Linked DNA regions of Homo sapiens: region 1 is linked to region 2. The links are chromatin loops, found by intact Hi-C in ENCODE. Cell type or tissue: chondrocyte. All regions are shown on one strand. Each heading gives the region's core, and the rest is flanking DNA. Links, peaks and the distances in the headings are about the cores only.

Region 1 (12,153 bases), core at 4,813-7,312, 490 kb before region 2:
TAATGAGTTTGTGTTAAGCGTTTGGATAAAAGGAGGAATGCAACAATTATACAGAAAACAAGAGAAAAGAGCAAATAAGGCGAATGAGCGCCTTTTAAAAAAGTGCTACACCCAGGTTTCACGGCGTGGCTTTATTACCTTAAGTATCACCCTCCCTCTGCACTCAGGCGAAATATTCCTAGCTTTGATGTTTGCAAGGGGTTTGAACTTTCGTAGTCTACCAGTGCGCTGGGGGCAGCTGACGAGATTCCCAAAGCCGGTGAGCCCCGTTTTGTTTTGGAGTCCTCTAAGGAAGCTACGGTGGGGGAGGGGAAATGAAGGCTTTCTGTTGTGGATATCATGTCTGAAGAAGGGGCATTCAGAACGGGAAAGGTTGACAGGCAGTAGAGGAAATCATTGCTGACCCCTTATTCTCCTCCAACCACTCTCCAAGCTGTAAATTATATATAACCTAGAAAATCACACCTATAATTATTCTGAAAATTGGTGAATAAAAGTATAAGCCTAGTGAATCCCAGATTTTTGTTTGTTTTTTTTTTTTGTTTTTTAAAAGAAAGAATGAAGACATATCAAATATTTTATGGACAGGTGCCTGGAGGTGAAATTCCAAGCGCCGGTACTCACTCTTGAGCTATCCAGGGTGCTGAAAAATCTTCCTTTGCCGTCTTGGACGGTGGTATTTTCTGTACGATATCCTGGGTGTCATCAACCTGGTCAATTTGTTAAACCAGTGCTACCTACTTTTATAAAATTAACTTTAAGATCTTAGTTACTTTACATTTGATCTAAGAAGTAAGCAATGAGAACGTCCGTAATCACAGCGTTGAATGTTTCTGTCTCCATTCGGCATTTTAAAGATAGTCTAAACTGAAAAGATAGCGCATGCTTCTGCTCTAATAGCAAATGAATATTATTGGGGATTTAAAATGGTCAAATTAATAAAGTAATGTTGATTAACATAATGATTAGCATTTTTATACAATATAAGTCTGGGTGGTTTTCCTAGTGAAAGGCCTAGACCATGGTCTTTTAAAACGACACACCAAAAGAGTACTAATTGTGTAACTGTAAACATGTGTTAGTAATGCTCTTCAAAATTTTTATTTTTCACCTTTTAAAAAATATCTGAAGTTGAGTTTAAACCTTTACATAAATATACAATTTCAATACTTCCATCAACACTGATGACAGTGCTTGCTTGTAGGTTCAATTTTGCAGGTTAGAAATTCATAAATTTTGGGGTTTTGTCCTTTAAGAGAAAGATTATCTATTAATTCTGTATTTAAAGGGTAAAATGCTGTGTCTTAACCTAGATATACTGGCAATTAGTTTAAATTAAAATAGAACTTAGAATCACAAATAAAATATAATTGAACAACTGATTTTATGAAAAAAGAAAACGAGGTCTATTAAACTTTATTAGGTCTTCCAAAGGTTAATGACAGTTATTCTTTTAACAGAAAAAGTTGTAAATGAAATAAAATATAAGCTATGTAACAGAAATAGTTATTTTCAAAAAGTACACAAAAGAATGCACAAGAAGAAAGAGACAAAGTACTCTAATTGTTCCAGCATAATGTTCAAGCAAAGATAATAGCTTGAGCCTGCTGATAGACACAATTTAATAGAATGGCAATTTCAATATTTTTAAAAATAATGTTCCATAGTTTAAAAAGTAATCAGATCAACATAACCTTCTTAATTAACTTTTCAAAATGATTAACATTATGTAATGTAATGCAAAAATAATTTATGGAAAATGTATTTACTTCACAATTCACTGTACCATTGCTCCTTGACCAAATTCAAATTAAATAGTAATTGGCTTATGTTCTTATATGATCAATACTTCATAGTTTTCTTTATAGTTAACAGACTGCCACACATTCTTTTCAGTATGTGGGCCACTGCGCTGATTAAAAATTATCTAAACATTTAATTCATTGCAATTGTATATTTTTAAAGATGCTTTTTGATTCTAGACTAAATTATCCAATATACTTATTTTTTATCTTTATTTGGTATATATCACACTTTTAAGTATTTATTAAAGCATCTCTACTCACATGGAGGCCAATTCCATGTCTGATATAGCTCCTCTTTTCTGGCCAGTGTAATAAAACCATTCCTTTTATAGCATGCCATTATTAGAAACCAATTTCAGAATTATTTATAACCTGGAATGGCTTATTAAGCAGCAATGTGAGAATCATGCAAATTATGTGATCAAATGCAATATAATAAGCATAATCATTAGTCTCTAGCATGGATTAATTAACTTTCAATATTTTATTTACATAAAAACCAAATCAGTAAAATAACTTCTGCACAGTCAGGCTTGCCTTTCAATATTTTATATGAACAAAAATAGTGTGCTGTAATTCCATTGACCGTGTCCCCCAGAATGGCCCTGTCACCTGCCACATCTTAATAGGGGGACAAACTGAGAGTATTTTCTAGTTTTCTAATGGAATGAGAAATTGCATTTTCTTCCTCTCCCAGCACTATTAAACTGTAATGAATTCGGCCCAGAGTTCACGGCTGGCTGATCGAAATGAACCTGAGATCTAGGCTTTAATACAGCTCCCCAGATTTCCTCCAAAATCTTCACATTAATCATTTGCTGGATTCCAATGAGATCTTCATAAAGCATTTGCTTCAAGGGGGGAAAAAGTAATATTCTCTCTTTCTCTCCCTCTTTTTTCTATTTCTCAGTCATTTATAGCTGGGGAATTAAACGGGCTATATATTTTAAAATACATTTACAGTATGTCTATATTACTGTAACAGCAGATATCATGAAAGTGGATTTTTAGATTCCAACCTCCATTAGATTCTCACTGTTGTATTAAGCATTTTCCAAGAAGAGCTGCATTTCAAACTGAGTACAAAGTTGGCCCGTGGCTGGGGTTAATATATTTCCTGGAGTTGTCATCTGTGCATTCTAAAAATCTCCCTTAGGTTTTGCCTGCATTTTAATCCGTCATGCTCTAGTTTTCAAGTGGAAACATTCACATTTAAAAAACATATGCATCGTAGCTTGGAACGGAGGTGCTCAGACCCCACGCAGATTTTTTTTCCCAATCCCAGTAAGCCATGAAACATAAAAAAATTTGTAGCCATCATTTGACTACTAACCCTCAAACATAATTGAGCACGATTTTCCGATTATTTCTATAATATTTAGTTCTTTAACAGCTGTTCTTTTCCGCCTGTGCCTGAGCAGATCCTAGATTCAGAAACCATTCTGGTAGTCACATTTTCTATTGAAATTCTACTGGGCAATCCTCCCCCTCTTTCTTTTTTCTGCTCCTTCCCTCACACTCCCTCTCCTCAAACAAACATTTCGGGATTCACTGGCACTTGCAGGTTGTTAGGAACCGGTCTTGATTTTATAAGACACCTTTCAAAACATAATCCCGGTGCGGCGTGTAAGGTGTGGGAACCGTTTAGTCACAGACACCGTCCCGTCTACCTCCCCCGAGTCCAGCCTTGGGTGGGTGCTGCACAGCGACTTTCGGCCTTAGGTCTTCTCGCTGTGCCTTCCTTTCCTCCTGAGAGATGCTCTCCGCCTAAGACCGCTAACAGCTCAATTGGGTCTCATTGATCCCACTCACCATCTAGAGCCCTGTTGCCTCATTAATCCGTTGTGCCACCAGCTCACGGGCTGCAACTGGGAAGAGACGAGACCTGTTTATCCATCGCCGACACTGGGATACGCAGCAATCTGCAAAATGGGGTAGAAACCACAGGAAGAAAGTGGTAGGCGACGGCGCAGGCACGGTAGAAAGGCGAGGGCCGGCCCCAAGCTGGGGGAGTATTCTAGACTGCAACACCGTTCACACTGGTAAGCGTAGAGTGCGTCTACGCTTGCCTGGGCATGAACACACCGCTGAACATTGCTGGCTCACCGAGACCGAGGGCAGGTATGTCCATACCCCTGATACTTTAGCTTGCAGAGTAAACACTAAATAGGTTAGATTAACGGATGCACAACGTTTTTTTCCACGGATATCGTGGTCAAATTGCGTTGGCCAAATTCTAAGAGGAAACTCAGTACCTGGGCTTGTCCTACATCATTTATATTTAGGCACAGTAAACGCCAGATGACCAGATTTTAAACTGCAAGTCTTCCAGGCAGGCTTGCTGGCAAATTATTATTATTATTATTGTCATTTAAAAAGATCACATTCAAATAGGGGGAGATGGGAGTTATCTTGGATTGGCAGCTTATGTGATATCTTTCAGGCAGAACTCTTCTTCTGTGATAGAGGGTTTGACATGCCTAGGCAAATTTGCCTGACAGGGTCTGTAACTCCCGGGCCACTGTTAAAAAAAAAAAAAATAGGAAGGCTGTTTTCATTTGGAGTGTATTTTATCAAACTCATTTCCCTGAAAAAGGACGTTTGGGTTTGTCTGAGCAAAATTAAATTTGATTCATATATCTCGTAGTGAAATGTGACCTCCTTTAATTCATATTGGTCCGAAAATTTGCTTTTAGTTTATAAATGAAATGGGGGCGACTTGAGGGAACTGGAGGCCTTGTTACTTGGGACCCTTGGTAAGTTCCTGAAAGGAATAGACTTTGGCTTGGCGCGGTGGCTCACGTCTGTAATCCTAGCACTTTGGGAGGCCGAGGCGGGTGGATCACGAGGTCAGGAGTTCAAGACCAGCCTGGCCAACATGGTGAAACCCCGTCTCCACTAAAAGTACAAAAATTATCTGGGCATGGTGGCGCGTTTCTGTAATCCTAGCTACTCGGGAGGCTGAGGCAGGAGAATTGCTTCAGCCGGGACCCGGGAAGCGGAGGTTGCAGTGAGCCGAGATCGTGCCACTGCACTCCAACCTGGGCTACAGAGCAAGACTCCGTCTCAAAAAAAAAAAAAAAAAAAAAAAAAGAATAGGGTTGAAGGCTCTTGGGGCAGCAGGTTCCAGCCACTCGTACAGCCCAGACAAAGGTGTCCATAGAGTGGTTTGGGAATGAGGCACGGAGAGTTGTGGCAGTAGCACGAAGCAATATGGGAGGAATCGGAAGTCATGGTGGTGACCCAAACAACACTGTAGCTCAGTGGCGTTCACTTTCCCACGCAGATCACTGTATTAACCTCTCCGCTCTGTCAACCGTAGCGTTAGGGGTTTTCCTTTGTCTTTCGATTTTGAAACTATGTCATCCACAGCCTGTCATCAATTTCCAAATTTCCAGCGTTTCTGAAAATTCTATAGCACATCAGTGTTATAAGGCATGCTATTAAGCTACATGGGTACACGTTTATCTTCATTTGTACACCTGTGGGTCGAACTTTGACACATGCCTGACTGCAGACCTGTGAATCTGTGCAGTGCACAGAATGTGCAGGGGCGTGGTGAAGACTGCACACATTTGGTGTGTTTGCACAGTGCGTAAACTCTTCGGGGCACGAGCTCTTAGGAGCGCAGGACTCCGCGCTTGGTGGGTGCAGGGGGCGCCAGTTGCCAGGAGTTGGTGGGGAGCCACAGTCTCCGGCTGGGTATGGGGGCTTGTCGGGCCTACGGCACTTGTTCCTCCCAGGGCAGAGCGGCTGTATCCGAGGCGGGTTTCTGGGGCTCAAGCCCCAACTCCCCAGCCGCCGGGCCGGCTAATAGCTCCCTGTCTGTCTCCCGCCCCGCCCGCTCCAGGTCTGGTTCCAGAACCGACGCGCCAAGTGGAAGAAGCGCAAAAAGACGACCAACGTGTTCCGTGCGCCCGGCACACTGCTGCCCACGCCAGGCCTGCCTCAGTTCCCGTCGGCTGCCGCCGCCGCTGCCGCCGCCATGGGCGACAGCCTGTGCTCTTTCCACGCCAACGACACCCGCTGGGCGGCGGCCGCCATGCCTGGCGTGTCACAGCTGCCTCTGCCGCCGGCGCTGGGCAGGCAGCAGGCCATGGCGCAGTCGCTGTCCCAGTGCAGCCTGGCGGCCGGTCCGCCGCCCAACTCCATGGGCCTGTCCAACAGCCTGGCGGGTTCCAACGGCGCGGGGCTGCAGTCGCACCTCTACCAGCCCGCCTTCCCCGGCATGGTGCCCGCCTCCCTCCCCGGCCCCAGCAACGTCTCCGGTTCGCCCCAGCTCTGCAGCTCCCCGGACAGCAGCGACGTGTGGCGGGGCACCAGCATCGCCTCCCTCCGCCGCAAGGCGCTAGAGCACACAGTCTCTATGAGCTTCACTTAATGCAGCCGCGCCCCGGCCCGCTCCGCCCCCAGCACCGCCCCGGGGGCCGCCCCGAGGCCCTTCCGGCGCGCACCCGGACCCCGGCGCCCTGCCCCGTCCCGCCCCGGCCTTCGCCCCGTCTCGTTTCGTCCTCGCCTCTCTCCTCCACTCGCTCGGGCTCACCCCAAGCCCCAGCCCGCGAGGCCTCCCCTCCGCCTGATTTCGATCGCCCGCGGTCCCCCGTCTCCCGGCCGCCCCTCTTCCCTTCCCACCCAGCTGCGCCCTCGGCTCGGTCTCCAGCGCCTCAGCCCACCCTTCCCGCCACCCTGGCCTCCCTGCTTGCGCTGGCCGTGCTCGCGCCCTCCTCCTGGCCTTCTGACGGGCGGCGTTCCCACCCACACCTTCGACGCGACGCCTACGACCCCCCTCGCCCGCCGCCTCCCCTCCGGTCCCCTCTTTCCCCACACTTCGCGACCCTCCTCCCGCGCCCGGCAAAAAGTATCCTTCCCGCCATTTTACGTACCAGGGAGTCGACTCAGGATCTGAAATCAGACACCAATGGACTGGTTTGTGGGCAGAAACACACACACTCGCACTCTCGCTCACGCTCAGACGCTACACACGCGCGCGCACAGACACGGTGCACCTAGGTCACACACGGACGTGTTCAAGGGACAGCACAATGTTAGGGATTTTTGTCTTAAAGGAGGACAAGCATTGCTACCAACCGCCTCATCTGAGGGCCCAACTGATATGATTTGATTTATCCTTGTACTCTCCAAGCTCCTGTCTTTCTTTCCTCTCCCACCACGCTACCCTTGCCCAGTCCACCCAGTCACATCCGTGCAGCCCTCTCTTGGCTTGCAAGATAACGCTTTTATTTTTATTTTATCTTATTTTCATTTTCTTAAGCACAACTGTGTGAGAGTGTAGAAGGGAAGGCTTCTCAGGAGGAACGTGACAGTGGATTGGGTGGCTGGAGTAGACTAAAGCAGTCATGTGACGAGGAAGAGGTGATCTGACCCATTTTGATAAGTCTTTATAAGGAAGAATAAAATAAACGTGTAAGCAAAATTTTCTTTTGTAAAAGCAAAAGCCACATCTCTTTTCTGGATCCTTCAGGACTGGGGTTTGTTTGCTTCCTTTTCTGTTTCTGTCTTCTCGCTGCTCTGTGCCCTTGGTTGTTTTGTGGTGGTCCTGTCGTCCCTCGTGCCCCTCGGCCACCTGCTGGCAGCCGATGGGGGCACTCGGACATCTACAACCCTGCAACTTTGTACAGAGAAACACAATCAGCTCTTTCTGCATGTGCTGGTCAAATCCAAACCCAGAGAACAGAAGCGCTTTCTAAGAATGAACAAATATGTGAAATAGGATGTTTTGTGTAGATAAAGCATTCTTGTTACATACTGGTCAATTTGTGATATGTTTTAACTTAATGTCTGTGTTTATTTATGGAATTCGGTTTTCTTAATAAATGTTTGAGCTAATATAAAGCATATTATTTGACTTTTCCGGACAAGTTTATATCAAGTTAAATGTAAATGGATAAAATAAAATCATTTTCAGTATGTGATATAGAGAATGATGGGTTTTGGTGTGACCTTGAACGGCGGGAGGGGTCTCGTGGGGGGAGGGGAGGGGCCGGTCTTGGGAATGGTTATATTCGCGCCAGTTGGAACGCGTGGGCCCTTCGCCCTGCAGTGGGCTTGGGTTCGGTTTCTGGGCTGCAAGGTGAGGTCTCCGCGACGGGGCGGCATGCTGGGGCGCCGCGAGCGCCTCACGCAAGCTCTGAGCCTCCCGAGGTTTCCGGGCCAACCCAGGTTTCCCAGGTGGGACTCCGAGCGTCGCTGTCGGCACGAAACGCAGGGCGCGAGAGTTCCTCAGATGAACGGTGTCCCTGGGGCAGTGGCGCGGAGGGCGCCCCTCGCGGGCTGCGTGCGCGTGATGGGGAGGCCGTGGGTGGGAGGGGACCACAATTCGCACCCTCGGCCTTCAGAGCCTGGAGTTCTGCTCTCCGGCGCCGCCCCAGCCGTGTCTGGCCCCAGGTACGCGGTGGAAGCTAGGCCGCGGCTCTTGCCTCCTCCGGGGCCTAGGCCTCTTTGGGGCCTTCCCTAAGGCCACGGCGCCCCTTCATGTCCCCAGACCCGGGATCCGCTTCAGATACCCGGGACCTCCCAAGTAAGGGACAAACGCGCTTCTCCAGAAGAGGCGTGTCCGGGACGACCAGCACCTACCAGGGCTCCCCCAACCCCGGGGCTGCTCTGGTTTCCTGTCAGGGTCCCTGCTGGCTGCGTACTAACCTCGACTTCAGGCACGTGCTCAGGGGACTGCCCCAAAGGAGTAGGAAAAAAATGCCGTTTCTTCGGTCGGCCGAGGGGAAGGTTTGCGGTGTGTTTTAAACTTGGAGGCAAATCGATATCACAGGCTTCCTTGGGAAGGCTAACCGAAATCAATCTTGTGGTTTGAAATTTAATGGTCATTATAGGCATTGAGAGGGCACCCCTTTTCCCACGGGAAGACTTCTCATTTGGTTGCCTCAGAGTGTAAACCCTAAAAAATACCCTCCTGCTAAAATACAATACAGCTGGGCTACATGTGAATTTGAGGAGCTGTTGTAATCGTTACTCAACTAAGAGAACACAATGGAATCTCCTCAGAGATGAGAACAAAAAGCTATGATTTTTAATGATAAAGTAAATCTGTTCATGTTACCTTAGGAATTTTAATTAGAGGTAAACTGGTGGGTGGGTTCACAGAATATTTCAGTTATACACTTTCCTAAAGACTATTTTTAGTACATTAAAATATTAAAGAAGAGAAAACATGCTCATTTTGAATTTCATACAAGAACGGAACATTTCTGTATTTGAGAACTCATCCAAGAATTCAGCAGCACACAACCACCAAATTTCTAAAATATGAGTTAATGAAAAATACTTTTCCTTGTTTTTGCATTTCATCATATTCTCGCTTGTTTTATGTTAGTGCTTTTTTTTAAAAAAAATTGAAATCGTGGATACTGTAATCTCAAGTCACATTTAAGAGATCAGTACAAATTACGGATTGCTTCACCAGTGCTCATGGAATGTTGTTTACAAGGATGCCAATTTTACAGCTTTTTATGCTGCTATAAAGCATAACTTTATGATGTAGGAATGCAATAAAGGATGCTAAATGGAATCTTTAAAAATTGTATTTCTCAAAGGCAAGGGAAATGGGATCTTTCATTGGAAAAAAATGGGCCAACTCAGAACACTGATGAGAAGTTGCAAATCAACTCAAGTGATAGATGCTTTCAAAGATACTTATATTTCATAATGTAGTGGTTATTTATCAATATTATAGTAAAGTGTACAGAGTTTTTCACTTGGCTTGACTCTGGGCTAATATTTGTTTCTATAGCAATAATAGATTTTTGTATTCAGAATCCTGAACATTTTAAAGTCATATACGCCATTAGGTTAAGGGAAGGCAAGCAGGCCTGAATTGTTAAGGTTGACGGTTTAGCAAAGATAAAAAGAGAAGAATAAGAACCTCAATCACAAGCCTGAAAGATTTCTGCTTTTTGAAGGAGAAAAATCTAACAACAGAATAATGCTTCATACAATTTTTTTACTCATCATTAACAGCAATTCTGACTCAAAATTGTTAAAGATCTAATAATAATTAAGTAAATTTAATAAGGGAATAAAGACAATAAAGTTGAATAATATCAGAACACAAAGTAGTTTAAGTACAACATGCTAGATGTCCTGCCTCTAATAATTGTACTTTTTGCTGAGTAGCCTGTTTGATATTGAATACTGTCACCACATGCTAGCTGGAAACAATCCATTATGATGTAACCATATGATTGATTTATTTTAATATACAAGTTCATCCTTGTATCTTTATTTTTTCCTCAGTATTGGTACTAAATATCATACATGCCATACAAGTGATGGTATAGTAATGATTTTGCACTTAGATTACCTTTTGTTGATGGTGGAGGAAATATGATATGGGAATGCAACCTGCTGAAGATGATGTTAGATACTCAATACAAAACAGCATGCAGAGCAGTTTGGGTAAATCACGGTAGATGTGCATATAGACATGCAGAGGAAATAAAGAGGAAAATTCTAACTTTGGGACAATTTATGTTTGGTGCCCCCAATGACAGCTTTTCCCAAAAATGAAAATGTGTTTTTAATTTATATTGTGGAACTTACATTTAAATTTTTAGGATAAAGAAAAAACTTAGCCCACAAATATGTGTATTCTAGTAATGGCAGTAGTTAACCTGTCAGTTGAAATAATGTAACCTTCCTTTTCTCCTTTTCATGACATAAAGATAATCTCATCTGAGGGCATTTATGTGAAGAAATAACAGCATGGCATGGTGAAACCACTGGCTCATTAATCCTGGCATCTACTTCCTACAGGGTTCCGTGATTAGTTAGATTCATTCACTGGGCATTTCAGAGTTTTTGATTTGTCACCATTGGCTAGGTTCACTGAGTTCAGGCTGAATTGAGCCAGAAGCAATGTTTATTAGTAATTTTGTAGTACAGGCTACCCTAATAATTCAGCCCAAATATCTCATCTGAAAAATATCCATTCACCCTCACTTCTAATGTGGGTTGCAGCTGTGTTCATAGGGAATTGAAAGAACGTCAGTGATTGGGCATGTATTTTCTAAATTATTAATATGATGGCTAATAGCTGTAAACCCATCTTTGTATCCAATGCAGAAATTATGACTTATTTTAAAAATGAAAGCTGCAACAAAGAGGGGCACCTCCTGCCCGGCTTTCTGCTAAGTCTCCTCAGTGCAGAGCTTTTGGTATAGGAACCATGGCCGATTTAGCATGTGGTCATTACAGAGAGACACAGAACAATGCCTTTGGCTTTTTTTAATGTGTACACTATCAAAACAAGGCATGGATTTAGAAGACTTACTAAAACGTGCCATTAAGGAGTTTTGGGTATGAGCTGTGTACAGAGTTTTTCACTTGACCTGACAAAAAAGAGCCATCTTTTGATTTTGATGATGGCATACATGCCATACAAGTGATGGCATGGGGACCGCAGTTCACACCCTCGGCCTTCCAAGCCCTGCGCTCATAAGTTGTTTGTCTTTAAGCAGGCATAATTAGTTGTTATTACCGTTAAGCTGCATCTTCCATCCACGTGATGAAATATCCCATATATCTCAGTTTCCATCTTCAGACCCATTTTATTTGAGTTACACTTGTTGCAGTTGCTCACGCTGCCACAATCCCTCTCAGTTCTGTGTTGAAGTAATTCACAAGTACCAGGAAATATATAATTAACCCACATGACATATATAGTATATGTTCTTTGCATCTTTCACTGAACTGTCATAAGACTTTATATACTTTTGTTCCTAGTCTTTATTGAATCTATTAAAGATAAACTCAAGGTCAGATTAAGAACTGTAGATGCTTTTTAACATGGAAAAGATTATATGTGATTTTTATGAAATTAAAAATAAAAATATTAAATTATAAAACAAAACATAGATATACTGAAATTAAAATAAGTTCTTTTTAGATTTGCTAATTGCACAATTCTGAATGAGTTAAGTGAAGCTGAACTGGTCTTTTTGCTACCCTTGCTTTATTAATTATCTTAGTCTATTATCTTAATGCTTAGGTACTCCAACATTGATTTCAAAAATAACATTTTTAGAGAGTGTTATTTCATTACTTTCCCTCCAGTACCTTACATTTGAACTCCATTTTTTAGTTGACACAGCTCATTATCTCATTTAACTCATGGCACCATTATGAAGTAGATATTTTAACCCTTGTTGTATAGAGGAAGAAATTGAGAGTCATGAAGGCTAAGTAACTTGCCAAAGGTCATATCCCTAGTAAGTGGCAGAGATCATTCTTTAAGTTACATTTTCAGGTCATTAAGCATTACCCTTGTGTATGTAACATATAGACATTTCCCCTACTGTTAAAATATTTTCGGGGAATA
Region 2 (12,153 bases), core at 3,294-5,793:
AATCAATGGGGAAAGGATAGTCTTTTCTCAGCAAGTGATCCTGGAACCATTGTACATCCACATGTACGAATATGAACTTAGGCCCTTCTCTCACATCATATGCAAAAAATGAATTAAAAATGGATCACAGGCCTATATAGAAGAGTTAAAACTGCAAAACTTCTGGAAGAAAATACCTTGGTAACTTTGAGTTGGGTAAAGAGTTCTTAGATACGACACAAAAATCATGACAGTTAAAGGAAGAAGTGATACATTAGACTTCATCAAAATCAAACTTTTGCACTTCAAAAGATCATTAAGAAAAAAATGTTGAAAAACAAGCTCTAGGTTGAGAAAATATTCAAAAATCCTAGACTTGATAAAGGACTTTTGCACAGAATAAAGAAAAAACTCTTACAACTGAATAATAAGAAAAACAACTCGATTTTTAAATGGGCAGAAGATTTGAATAGCCATTTCACTAAAGAATGTACATAAATGGCTAACAAGCATATGCAAAGATGCACAATATCATTAGTCATTAGGGAGACACAAATTAAAACCACGATAAGATATCACTACATCCCCACTAAAATAGTTATGATGTAAAAGAGAGACAATACCAAATGTTGGTGAGGATGTGGGAAAATTGAAACCATCATATATTGTTGATAAGAACGTAAAATGGCCCGTTCATGTTAGAAAACAGTTTGACAGTTTCTTTAAAAGTTAAACATACATTTACCATACAATCTAGTGATTCCACTCATAGGAACCTACCCAAGAGAAAGAAAAGCATGTCCACACAAAACTGTACATGAATGTTTACAGCAACATTATTCATTACAGTCAAAATCAGGAAACAACCCAAATTTCCATTAACTGATGAATGAATAAGCACAGTGTAATATGAGCAGATAAGAGAATACTCCACACAGCAGCCAGGGTGAACTTTTGAGATTACAAACTTGATCTGTGATATTAAGGTTAAAAGACAAATGAGACAATTGTAGCAAGTTTGTTAACAGTTTTAAAGTATTTGACTATATAAGTGTATATAATGTCTTGTCTTGGTACCTGTGTAAGTCATTTTGGAACTGATACACATTGTTGCTGACCTGCTGACTTGCTTCTTTGGTATGAAGCAGCATCTGGGCTTGCAATTTCTCTACTTCCCTGAATTCTCTTTCAGTTTTTCTGACTCCTAAGCCAGGTGTATGTGTTTAGCTCCATAATGAAGGACTCCAGCTTCTGTGGAGTCTGGCTCATATTCATGAGACAATAGCCTTTTTCTGATCTTCATTTCCTGCCTGCGGACTTCAGAGATTTGGCTGGGGTCAGATCTGCTCCCAAGCTCATGTGGCTTTTAGAACATTCAGTTTCTTGCAGGTTGTCAGACTGAGGACCTCATTTTCTTGCCGTCAGTTGGAGGCTGCCTTCAGCTCCTATGCTATATGGCCCTCTTCACATGGCAACTTGCTTTTTCAAAGACAGCAAGGGAGAGAGAATCTCCTGGAAAGATGGATTAGAACATTTTTTTACTAATAAAAAAATTGTATTTACTTAGAAGCATTCAGAATTCAGAATGTCAACAAAACAGCTGCCACTTTTTTTTTTGCAATTACAGAGTGGTATTCAGTTAACAAAACAACAATTATTTCATATAAGCTGCATCAGAGACAAGTGAAAATAAAAAATCTACCATCCCCATGTATAACTAATTTGTGCTGTGCACTAAGAAGAACCTGCTTTAAATTTCCTTGCCAGTTTACAACCCCCATACTGTATCAGGCAAGGTTAGTGCCCATTGAAAATACACCAGGACAGGGCTATCTAAAGCCACATTCAGTAGTGTGTTAACTATACAAAAAAGACACTGTGCAGTTTAAAAACAAATGTTACACAGCCTTACATCTCAATGTCTTTCTTTAAAAGGAGTTGTAAACAGGGGGTTTAAATGCTTTCTAGACAAGAAAAAAAACTGTGCTAGAACCAACTTACTCATTATCATCATCATCATCATCTTCATCTTCCTCTTCTTCCTTTTTTTGCTTTTTTTAGCCGTGACAACTCCCTTTTTTGCTGCATCAGGCTTTCCTTTAGCTCAGTATGAGGCAATATCCTTTTCATATTTTTCCTTCAGCTTCACAGCCTTCTTTTCATAAGGCTGCTTATCATCTGAGGCAGTGCCCTTCCACATCTCTTCCAATTTCTTTACAACTCACCAATGGATAGGCCAGGATGTTCTCCTTTGATTTTCGGGCAATACTCAGAACAGAACAAGAAAACAGCCAAAGAATGCCTCTTGGGTGCATTGGGATCCTTGAACTACTTTTTCGTCCTAAAGGGGATCTTTAGGAGGGATATAGGTTTTCATCTGTCTTTCATAACGAGCCTTGTTCGCCTTTGCCATGTCTTCAAATTTCCCTTTCTCTTTAGCAGACATGGTCTTGCACCTCTCTGAGCACTTCCTAGAAAACTGAGAAGTTGACTGAACCATCTGGGTGCTTCTTCTTATGCGCCTCCTGACAAGTTTGCCAAAGAATGCATATAATAACACCTTGCCTCTCAGGTTCCATGGATCTCTTTTGCCCATGTTTAGTTATTTTTCCTCAGTGAGGCACAGAGCTTTCCAGTACCCACCTGGCTCTCACTTGCCCCCGTGCTCTCTCTATGCAGCTCAATGTACTCAGAATCTTATATAATATAATCATGTAAACATAATCACATATATCTCATCATTTTTTGCCAAATTCTACTAGTTAGAAGCAAATCACAGGTTCCATCCACACTCATGGCGAGATCCCACAAGGGTGAAACCAGGAGGTGGGGATTGTGGGAGCTACCCTAGCATCTGTCCTCAGTTCACCCTTTTGGCCTCCAATGATTTGTGTCCCTCTCACACACAAAATACATTTACTATTTCCCAAGGTCCCTGAGAACCTCATATCATTACAGCATCTGCTTGAAGTCCAGCATCTCATCATTTAAATCAGGTCCAGGTATGCATGAGGCTCCTTGAGCGTAGTTCCTCTCAATCTATAAAACTAAAGACAAATCGTCTTGCTCCTAATGCACAATGAAGGAATGAATATAGTAAAATAGTTATAGACATTTCTAGTTAAAAAGAGAAGGAGAGGTGGGCAATGGAAGATAAAAAGGAGTTACAGTCCAAAGCAGTTTTAAAACCCAGCCTAGCAAACTTCAGTCAGAATTCTTTGATTAGATTTCAAGGGCTGGGAATAATTCACCATAGCTCTTGGTTCCACCCTCTGAGTCATCTTTCCTTTTTTCATGAAAAGTAGCACATGTTTGCAGCTGAGTAGTTTTATCATTCTGCTTCCTGCCAGTAGAATTTTGGAGATCTAACAGCCTCCTTTCATTTTGTACTCTTTCCGTCCCTTTCAGTTTAAGTTGGCAGTGTTTTTGCTGAAATACTTTTCTTAAATACTTTGTGGGTCTCCAGTAAATTTCCCTTTACATAAAGGCCACATCCAAGGTTCTTTTTGAGCTAGGCCCCCTTCTACCTTGAGTTCCTGCTGAGATGGTTGAAAGATAACTCAATTAAGCTTCCAAAAGGTCCTATTATTTGAGAGGTTCTGTGAGATACACCATTAATCTCTGGAGAGGGCCCTTTGTATGACTGAATACTACTCTGATCCCTTAATCTTCCTGAGATTTTAACAAAAGCTTGTACAATCACTACTTAGCTTTTTCTCTAGGCCAGGACTTATCTCTATGCCACAAGCTCAAAAGTGATTTCTTAATTTTAACATCTTTTGCCATCTGGAGAGACTGAGAATTTTCAGAATCATCTTTGATTCCTTTTTGTTTAACAGTTCTTCCCTCGATTTATCACTCTCCTCTTGCATTTTACTATAAGCACCAAGAAGAAACCAGGTGGTACCTTCAACACTTTGCTTGGAAATCTTTTTAGCTATATTTCATCACTTTGTATATGTATCATTGTGATGATTCATTTGTGTGTTTCTGCTTTTAAGGCATTTGTAGCATTTAAAAGACTTAGATATAGGATATTTGTGATTTTAGAAGTATATATATATTATACACTATATATTACATATATTTAGGATAATCAATTAGTTTATAAACTAATATTTAGATATTTGGAAAATGTCACATTTGTTAAATGCATAAGTTTTCATTTTTAGTCGTTTAGGGAGTATTTGAATTTTTAGGAGAATACTGTTTATTAAATAATTAATAAAGATGTAAGCAGACTACAAATAGCAGTGATTGTGCCTCTCTACACACAGAGGCCTCTCAGACATTGAAGAATTTAATCAGATGTAAACATTCCAGAAAGATTCATGGGGGTGATATTGAAATCAGGGGAACTTAGAACCTGAGAGCCAGGCCTGGCTATCAGTTGCTGCTTCGGTGAAGAGAATGGACGGCGGCCTTGCAACGCTGCTGCCCTGACTCCCTCTAGTGGTTCGGTCTGCAAAGACTGCCTTTCCTGATCACCAAGAGAAAAAATCTTTTGCTAGGTCATCTCTCTCCAAAAAGTTTCATTTGCTTGGTGAGACAAAAAAAAAAAGCTCAAAAATTCTTCCTCCAACATTTTTATATATATCTAGTCTTCATACAAACATTTCCTATATAACCAAGTATCACCACCTACTTTGAACATCTTTAATGATTATAAAATGCTTCCTTCTTTTCAGCGGACACCGTCCCTATGACTCGTACTCATTGGTCCTGTATTTACCGTTTGGAGCCACGCAATTTTCACTGCTCTTCCACCTGACAGCACTTCAAATCTTTGAAAACTTTGAAAACAGCTTCTTGTCCCCGCTGCAACTTATCTTCTTCAGGCCAACACACGTTGTTCATTCAACTGCTCCTTCTTTGACCCAGTTTCCAGATTCTTCTGTCCCCATTGCTCCCCTCTGGAGGCACTCCAATTTCTCAACAGCCCCTGGAGACATCCTGACTGCCAAGACCTGGACCCAGTGCCTGAGATGTGGTCCTACTGCCCCACAGAGCAGTGGGGCTGACACTACCCTCCTCCTGGACACTTCTCTTGTGAATCCATGCTCTTTTGAGCAGATTTACAAAATAATGGACCAAAGGCTGAGATTTCTCATGTCTGGATTCTTCTCGTATGAGGCAACTTCACGTTTGCTTTACCCTCCATGTAGCCAGGAAACATTTTCTGTTCTTGGACCGAACTTAGTTTCCCAAATACTGATGTATGCAAACAACTTCAAGCAGACCAGGGCTGTGTGAACTTGGACTGCCACTGATCAGAGCGCTAAAAAAAAAAAAAAAAAAAAAAAATCCCTCAAGAAGGACCACTCCCTTATGAGATTGAGGCTTGGGAGCTTGAGAATGCACCTCTCATCTTCAAGCTGGGGACATCTGACTAGCCTAAATCCCCTCTGCTGCTGTTTAAACTCATTTCCTCTAATATTGCCCTCTGTGGACAAGAAGAAAAAAGACTTGATGTCAATAATGTAACATCGTTTTATAGTTTGAAGACTGATACACCTCTCTCCTCTGAATGAATGTAGACATTTCCCTAAAGGGCTATTTTTCAAAACCTTTCATCAGTTACTTTGTCTCCCCTGGCTCCTTTCCAATTTCTCCATAACATCTTCCACTTATGGGCCCCAAGACTGAACAGTATGTTTTAATGACTGATATTGGCTATAGATTAAGAATTATATCTGTGAAAATATTTCCATTATAACATAGCTCATTGTTACAAAGATCTACACATGTAAGAAATCCCTGGCGTATAACAGGTTACATTTCAAAACTTTCTTTGTAGATCAATTATTTGGTATTTGGGCACATTTTTCCATAAAAACAATGTTATATCTTGTATTTGGACTCTGAGCCTAGCAAACAAGAGCCAGTTTAATCCACAGAGCAATAATGATATCAGGTTGAATTTCAAGAACAGGAGTTCTCCGATGTTGAGAATAGAAGACGCAAGATGATGGGAATCTCTTCCTCCAGTTTCTCATCAGGGAGCCGCACATAGGGAACATTAGGAAAGGGATGGCTATTAACTTTGGGTGTCTTCTCACATTCTTTTCTGGCCCTCCCCACCTCCTTGGGTTCTGGTTCCCGATATCCTAGGGTTCCCCGAAGTCTCCTAGGGTGCTGCCTCACTCAGATCTTCCCACAGTCCCCAACTCTCCATGCCTCAATACATCTTAGCTCCTCTCTCTTATGATCCAAACACACATTTCCTTAATGAAGCTAAGTTTGGGAGAGGGTTAGGATGACAAGCTTTCCTTGAACCAGCTGCCATTGAGTAAATTCTGAGCAAAGCGTCTGTTTTTAAATGAGTAGCTTACTTATCCAAAAGACTCTCATCTGTGCAGTTTCAGGCACTGCCACAAAATTAAAAAAAAAAAAAGATTACATGAAGGGAATAATTTGGGGAATGTGGAAGCCATTATAATAAGTGTGCTTATTCTTCCTGCTTGGGAATCTATCCCAAATGGTACCTGCTTTCCACAGATTCCCTCCTTTCCCCCTTTCTGAATCACAGATTATATGCCCCAGATTGTTTTCAGCAGTTCCAAGATTTTTAAAATTGTTTTTATCTTGAGAAATTACTGAATTAAGGCAGATAGACAACCCCCTGCCACCAGAAGAGTACATACTGTAGGATGCCATTTATATAAAACTAATCTATAGTGATAGAAAACAAATTGTTTAAGCAAAAAATGGATTACAAAAGGGCCTGAGAAAACTGTGGGAGGAAACAAATGTTGATTGTGGTAAAGATTCCATGGGTACGTACACTTGTCAAAACTTATCACATTGTGTACTTTAAATAAGTGCAGTTTAGTGTACATCAATTATACTCAATAAAGTTGTAAAAAAGAGAAATGCAACCAATATGCAAAAAGACTAATTGGCATTTATTAACAGCTCATATTTGCCTCAAGGATTGTTTATAAAAAATGAACTAAATAAAACAGATAAAAGTGACATCCCCAGACACAGTTCCAGTTCTTTACTGCAACCTCCAGAAGCAAGTAGCATGAATTTAGTGTATATCCAAATCAGTCCACTGGTAATAATTTTACATACATATATAGTCTTAATATAATGTATTATTTCTGTGTTTTTAAAATTTATATCAATGACATGCACATTTTATTCCATGAATCTCTTTTCTTTACATTATGTTACGTGTTGGTATTATATAGATACTTTATACATGGATATATTATGTTATATATGGGAACAATCCATTCCTTCTAATGGCCATTATAACAATTCATATCCTAATAGAATATTATGGTAATTCATATCAAAATAGAACGTGAATATGTTACATTTTATTTATAAATTCTCTCTTTGATAGGCATTTCAGTTGTTTCTAAGGTTTCATAATTATAAGCAATATTGCAATAAGCTAAGGTTTTCAAAACAAATGTCATGGTATTGGCGGTAGGAGTTACTGGGTAGTAGCCACCTGGTAGGTATATAGATAGGTCTTCTATGAGTCAGATATTGGTAAAGTAGAATGTCCTGTTTCAAGGATCCATGGACTGCACAAAAATAGCCAAAGTTGAATAAGACCCTGTCTTTAAATTCCAGAACAACAAAGTGGTGCTATTATGTATCCTGCAGAGTTGGAGATGATTCAGAGGACAATTCCAATGCCCCATAGAGTTTAAATCTGACTTGGATACAGTTGAGATTCAAAGCAGATGACCTCCCACAAAGCAGGTGGGTTAGATGCCTTTAGCAATAGGCCAAAGCAACTCAACTCTATCTGTTGCTGTTTAAAGCCTTCTTGAAGGTCGTTAATGTTAAATGAGCACCAGAAAATGTATATTCATTGCTTCTAGGTTACTATGTTTGATACATATGTATTAAATCTACCTTGTTTATAGTATTAGATCCCTCTTTTGTGCTTAATTTTTACTCTCTTGATTTGGTAAAGGTTCAAGGTAGCATGTTAAAGCATCCCATTGCTATTATGTTTCTAACAATTTTTCTAAAAACAAACATATACCAATTCCCAAAATTTATAGCTTTGTTATAATTTTAGAATATTGAAAGGTAAAATTCATATCTCAAAAGTATAGAGAAGAGAACTTCTAGCAATATAGTGGACTGAGATTATATAGAAGAATTCCCTCTTCAGTTACTGTTACAGGGAAACACAGAGAAAATTTTTTTATATATCTATATATACACATGTATATGAGTACAAATATGTACACACACACATACATGTATGTGTATATATACGTACATGTGTATGTATATATACGGTGGATGTACCTGACAGCAATAACTTAAGCATACTCTGTACAGCAGCCTGTATGGCAAACACATCTGACAGCAATAACTTAGCCTAGGAAATGGGGGTTGCCATGTGGATGTTGCTGGAGAGAGGGTGCTGAGTGAAGGTGCTGTATAAACTGCAGGCTTTTGGAAAGCAGTTGTGGTTCTCTTATCCAGCCCACTGCCACTAGTCCATCCCTGTACATAAGTTCCCCCAAATCAAATCTTATGTCTCATTTGCTGGCTCCAGGTCTCTTCTTTGGCCTCTTGAACCTGGTGCCATTCCTATTGGAGTCAATAGGGGTCCAGCACAACAATCTCTAGACAGAGAGAAAGGGAAATCCCCAGATTCTAGAAACAAAGAGGGAGCTCAGAGGCTGGGCAGTAAGTAGGGGCTAATGTCACTGTAGCCTCTGCAGGGTTTGGACCAATGATAGGCCCTGGAGATCTGGGGATTTTAACACCCTTGGGATTTTAACACCCTTGCAGGCCAATAAAATATTGTCTCTGGTGTGAGTAAGGAAGGCAACTGGAATTGAGCACTTTGCAAAATCTGAGTTCCTGAGGGCTACAGTGTTGGCAAAAACAAATCAGGAAAAAAAGCTCCCGTGTCCTTGGGCTATAGGTTTAAAAAAATAAAAATAAATTTAAAAAAAGGTCATACAGAAAAACTTGAAGCCAAGCCCATGCCATGCATTGAAGTGAGCTCTGAATTTTCACTGTGGGCAGAAATACCAAGAAACATTAGAGCTGGTTGAGAGTTGGTGATATCGGTAGGATGCCATCAGAAGCAAACTTGCAGGCATAGTGAAGTGACAATCACATTACCCAAGGCATACAGATCTTCACCAGAGGGGAGAAATCCCTGCTGAAAATAAGCTCATAATAAAAATTACAAACCATAGGAGGAAACCACCTTGAGGGTCAGATCATGAAATTAACAGAAAAAGTAATGCCCAAGAAGTAAAGAAACAGATCAAGCCACAGATGATTATAAAATAAGTACATTTTAAATGATTTACAAGGGCAAAGGAAAATACAAATTAAAAAACAGAAAAACATGTGAAAACAAAATGCAGATTTAGAAAATAACCAAATAGTTCTTTTATAAATGAAACTTATAGCCACTGAAACTTAAAACTAAATAGAAATATTTAATGGTTGAATAGAAAATAAGCAAACTGGAACTAAGGAAATGACTCAAAATGTAACACGGAAGTAAAAATGGAAAAACAATGAATGAAAGTTTAAGATCACAAAAGACAGAACCAGAAATGACAGAAAAGACATCCACTAGGAGTTTTGGAATGAGTGAATAGAAAATGGGAAAGAAGTAATATTTGAAGTGACAGTGACCGAGAATTTTCTCAGATTTGACAAGACAGGAATTCCTAGATTGACAAGTACACTGTATTGATACCTACTGCTGTATAACAAACCATCCCAGCATTTAGTGGATTAAAACAACCACCATTTATTTAACTGGCAGTTCAGTGGGTGAGCAACTTGGGCCTGGTTCAGCTGAGAGGTTCTCTTGGGCTTGAGAATGGGTTTACTCACACATTGGTAGTCATCTGGCAGATGCAGTCAGCAGGCCACGGCCTGGCTCCTGCTGGCCTAGCAAGAAATAAAGGGGAAGAGAAGGAGCCTCAGTCCAGGGGGGCTCCCTGCAGAGAATGCTCTGTTTCGCTTAGCAACCATCATGCCACAGACAAGTTACTCTGGCAGTGACCCAAGACCTCTGTGTTCTAACTTAATGTGCTGGGGTATAGCGTGTTCTGCCCTTTTACACAGATTGTGACAGATGTTGACTAACTGGGAACGACTTGATTCCAGGAGGGGCCGTGGGAGTCATTTTAATTAATGGCTTGACATTTCTTTGCCATTGTTGCAAGCTTGAGGTAACTAATGGTTAGTTTTACCCATGACCACTTCGCCCTGCAAATTCAGCTCAAATAACCTAAATTAAAATAGAAATTGCTTTGGTCAGGGTTAAAATTTGTGCTGTTAGGACTATAGTCCTAAGACTTTTTTCTTTTTTGGATTATGGCTAATGTTTAAAAGAATCAACAAGACTTATCTGTATCTTTACATAGTGTTTTAGATCGTTGGATAGGCAAAGTAGAAAAGGCGAGTCTGGATTGTGGGAAATAAAAGCAAGTAGAAAAAAATTGAAAATGCAGATCATTTCAAAGAAGAAAACAACAAGGCTTTCCCATCTGGGGCTTCCTAAAACATGAATTCCTCTCAGCCAAGTAGTGGAACCTAAAAAGTCATTTGTTTTTCCTAAATAAACTCCATGCTGGAGTCTTTGATAAACAAACTGATAGGAAATAAGGAAACCCTGTTAAAAATCACAGTAGACTTTAGAATGAAAGAAGCCTGCTTACTTCTGTTCTGGAAATACTCAGCTCTGGAAAGGGCTTCCAGGCGGATCATCCTCACATAATTTTTATACTTGAAATATACAAGCTATGGGAGAAAGCAAAAACAAAAACAACAGAAAAACCACCCTGAGGGACAAGAGGGAAAAGTGTCACCTGTCCCAAAAATTTAATCCATTTAAGACCTAAAAGCAGGGCCAGAGGGAAGGTGTAGGGAAGGGTGGGGACAAGAAACCATCCATGTGGCTTCAGGATGGGAGGGGGCTGAAGAGAAGCCACCCCCCGGACTCCAAATTTCCAAGGACAATATCTATTTCAAATATTCACTTGTCTCCTTCTCCTCATAAATGCCCTTGGACTTGTATTACTAGATGTTCAGATAAATAGTTTTAAAAATTGTGTCACTATTATCATGGGAAGTCCAAGGGGAGTAGGGAAGTTATTACTTTTTTTAAGTATTACTTTTAATAGCAAAAACCGCAATTACTTTTGTACCAACCTAATAGAAAGGGTCTTTCCAGCTACCTTGGCAACCATGCTTATTTCCAGTGCTTCTGGGTGGGCAGCATGTCTGTGCTTTTGCTATGGTTAGTCTGTAGATTTGGTGTCCTCCTTGCCTTTCTCAGACTTTGAAGTCTCCCCTTTGCTTTAATGAAAAAAAGTCTCTCCTTGGCTTTAATGATGATCAATCTGTAGCCATTTTACCCCCACATAAACCACACCCTATTTTAATCCTTCAGGTGAAAAATGCTCAAGTTGGACAAGATCCACAAAATATGAGGGCAAAGTGGAGCTCTTAGCTGGAGCAAAGGTGTGACTTTATGTTTCCGTAGGGAGCCTTTTTCTGCAGGGTACACAGAGGGCCACTTGCTGACACTGGAATTCCACTGCTTGTGCTTCTTACTTTGCGTGAAGACACTGAGAACAGATGGCATCAAGGCGGATCTGACATGGCCACTAGAATAGCTTGGACAGGAGTTCAAATAAACTGCGTCCACCTTGACTCTGCCTTGGCCAGAGCATCTCATATCTGTTTCTTCTTCTCTAGTTGACTGAGTGCACCTCAACCCACTTGCAGTTCCCATCCCATTTTTGAATAGGCCATTTGGAAAAGAGCTCTTTCCCAGCTCAATCATGCTTTCTGCTCTTGTCTTTCAATCCAGCTGCATTTGTTCACCCCTGTGGGTCCTCCCAGCCCTGCTAGGCCAGTCTCTCCTGGGGTGTTCTGCACAAGCTAGCTATGAATTAGGCATGCTCTCTTTTAACATGAAAATAACCTGGAAGACTTTCAGCTTAAGATGATGGAGAAAAGACCTTATCTCTCCTTTCCCCTGTCAGCAAAAAGATGAGAAACAGAAGCGCACATCACAATACATGATGACAAAAAGCAACTAGAGGACTCTGGCCTTAGCGGAATAGAGAAAGGTGAAATGTAAGAACCTGCAGAGAATGAAATCACCAAGAAGCAAACTGATTTTGTCCTGTACGAACTCTCAAACTAGTG

What was found. A loop is a pair of places that touch in the nucleus more often than their neighbours do. Peaks named below come from ENCODE experiments on the same cell type or tissue, not always from the same donor. Only the 100,000 strongest peaks of a DNase experiment are listed, where the experiment ranks them.
Region 1: it touches region 2 in a loop (2.7-fold over the local background); 2 of 110 quality-filtered maps call a loop at or near these places.

The regions. Positions count from the first base shown.
Region 1 is chr5:77,624,297-77,636,449 of GRCh38, reverse strand. It overlaps OTP (orthopedia homeobox), which reads left to right. Exons shown (of 3, transcript NM_032109.3): 3 at 5,656-7,738. The coding sequence ends at 6,186. OTP-AS1 (OTP antisense RNA 1) reads right to left here and starts at 6,779. Exons shown (of 2, transcript NR_198942.1): 1 at 6,689-6,779; 2 at 1,990-3,727. RefSeq lists enhancers at 3,525-3,654, 3,757-4,257, 5,741-5,790, 7,548-8,113 and a silencer at 5,961-6,400. In chondrocyte, for the core only: a CTCF peak has its summit at 6,004; no DNase peak of the experiment used is centred there.
Region 2 is chr5:77,136,990-77,149,142 of GRCh38, reverse strand. It overlaps ZBED3-AS1 (ZBED3 antisense RNA 1), which reads right to left. Exons shown (of 3, transcript NR_182763.1): 3 at 1-1,491. It also overlaps a transcript of PDE8B not described here and the pseudogene HMGB1P35. Among named protein-coding and RNA genes, the nearest start is that of ZBED3, 56 kb to the right of the region's middle. RefSeq lists an enhancer at 4,285-4,579. In chondrocyte, for the core only: CTCF peaks have their summits at 4,222 and 4,430 (motif pointing left); no DNase peak of the experiment used is centred there.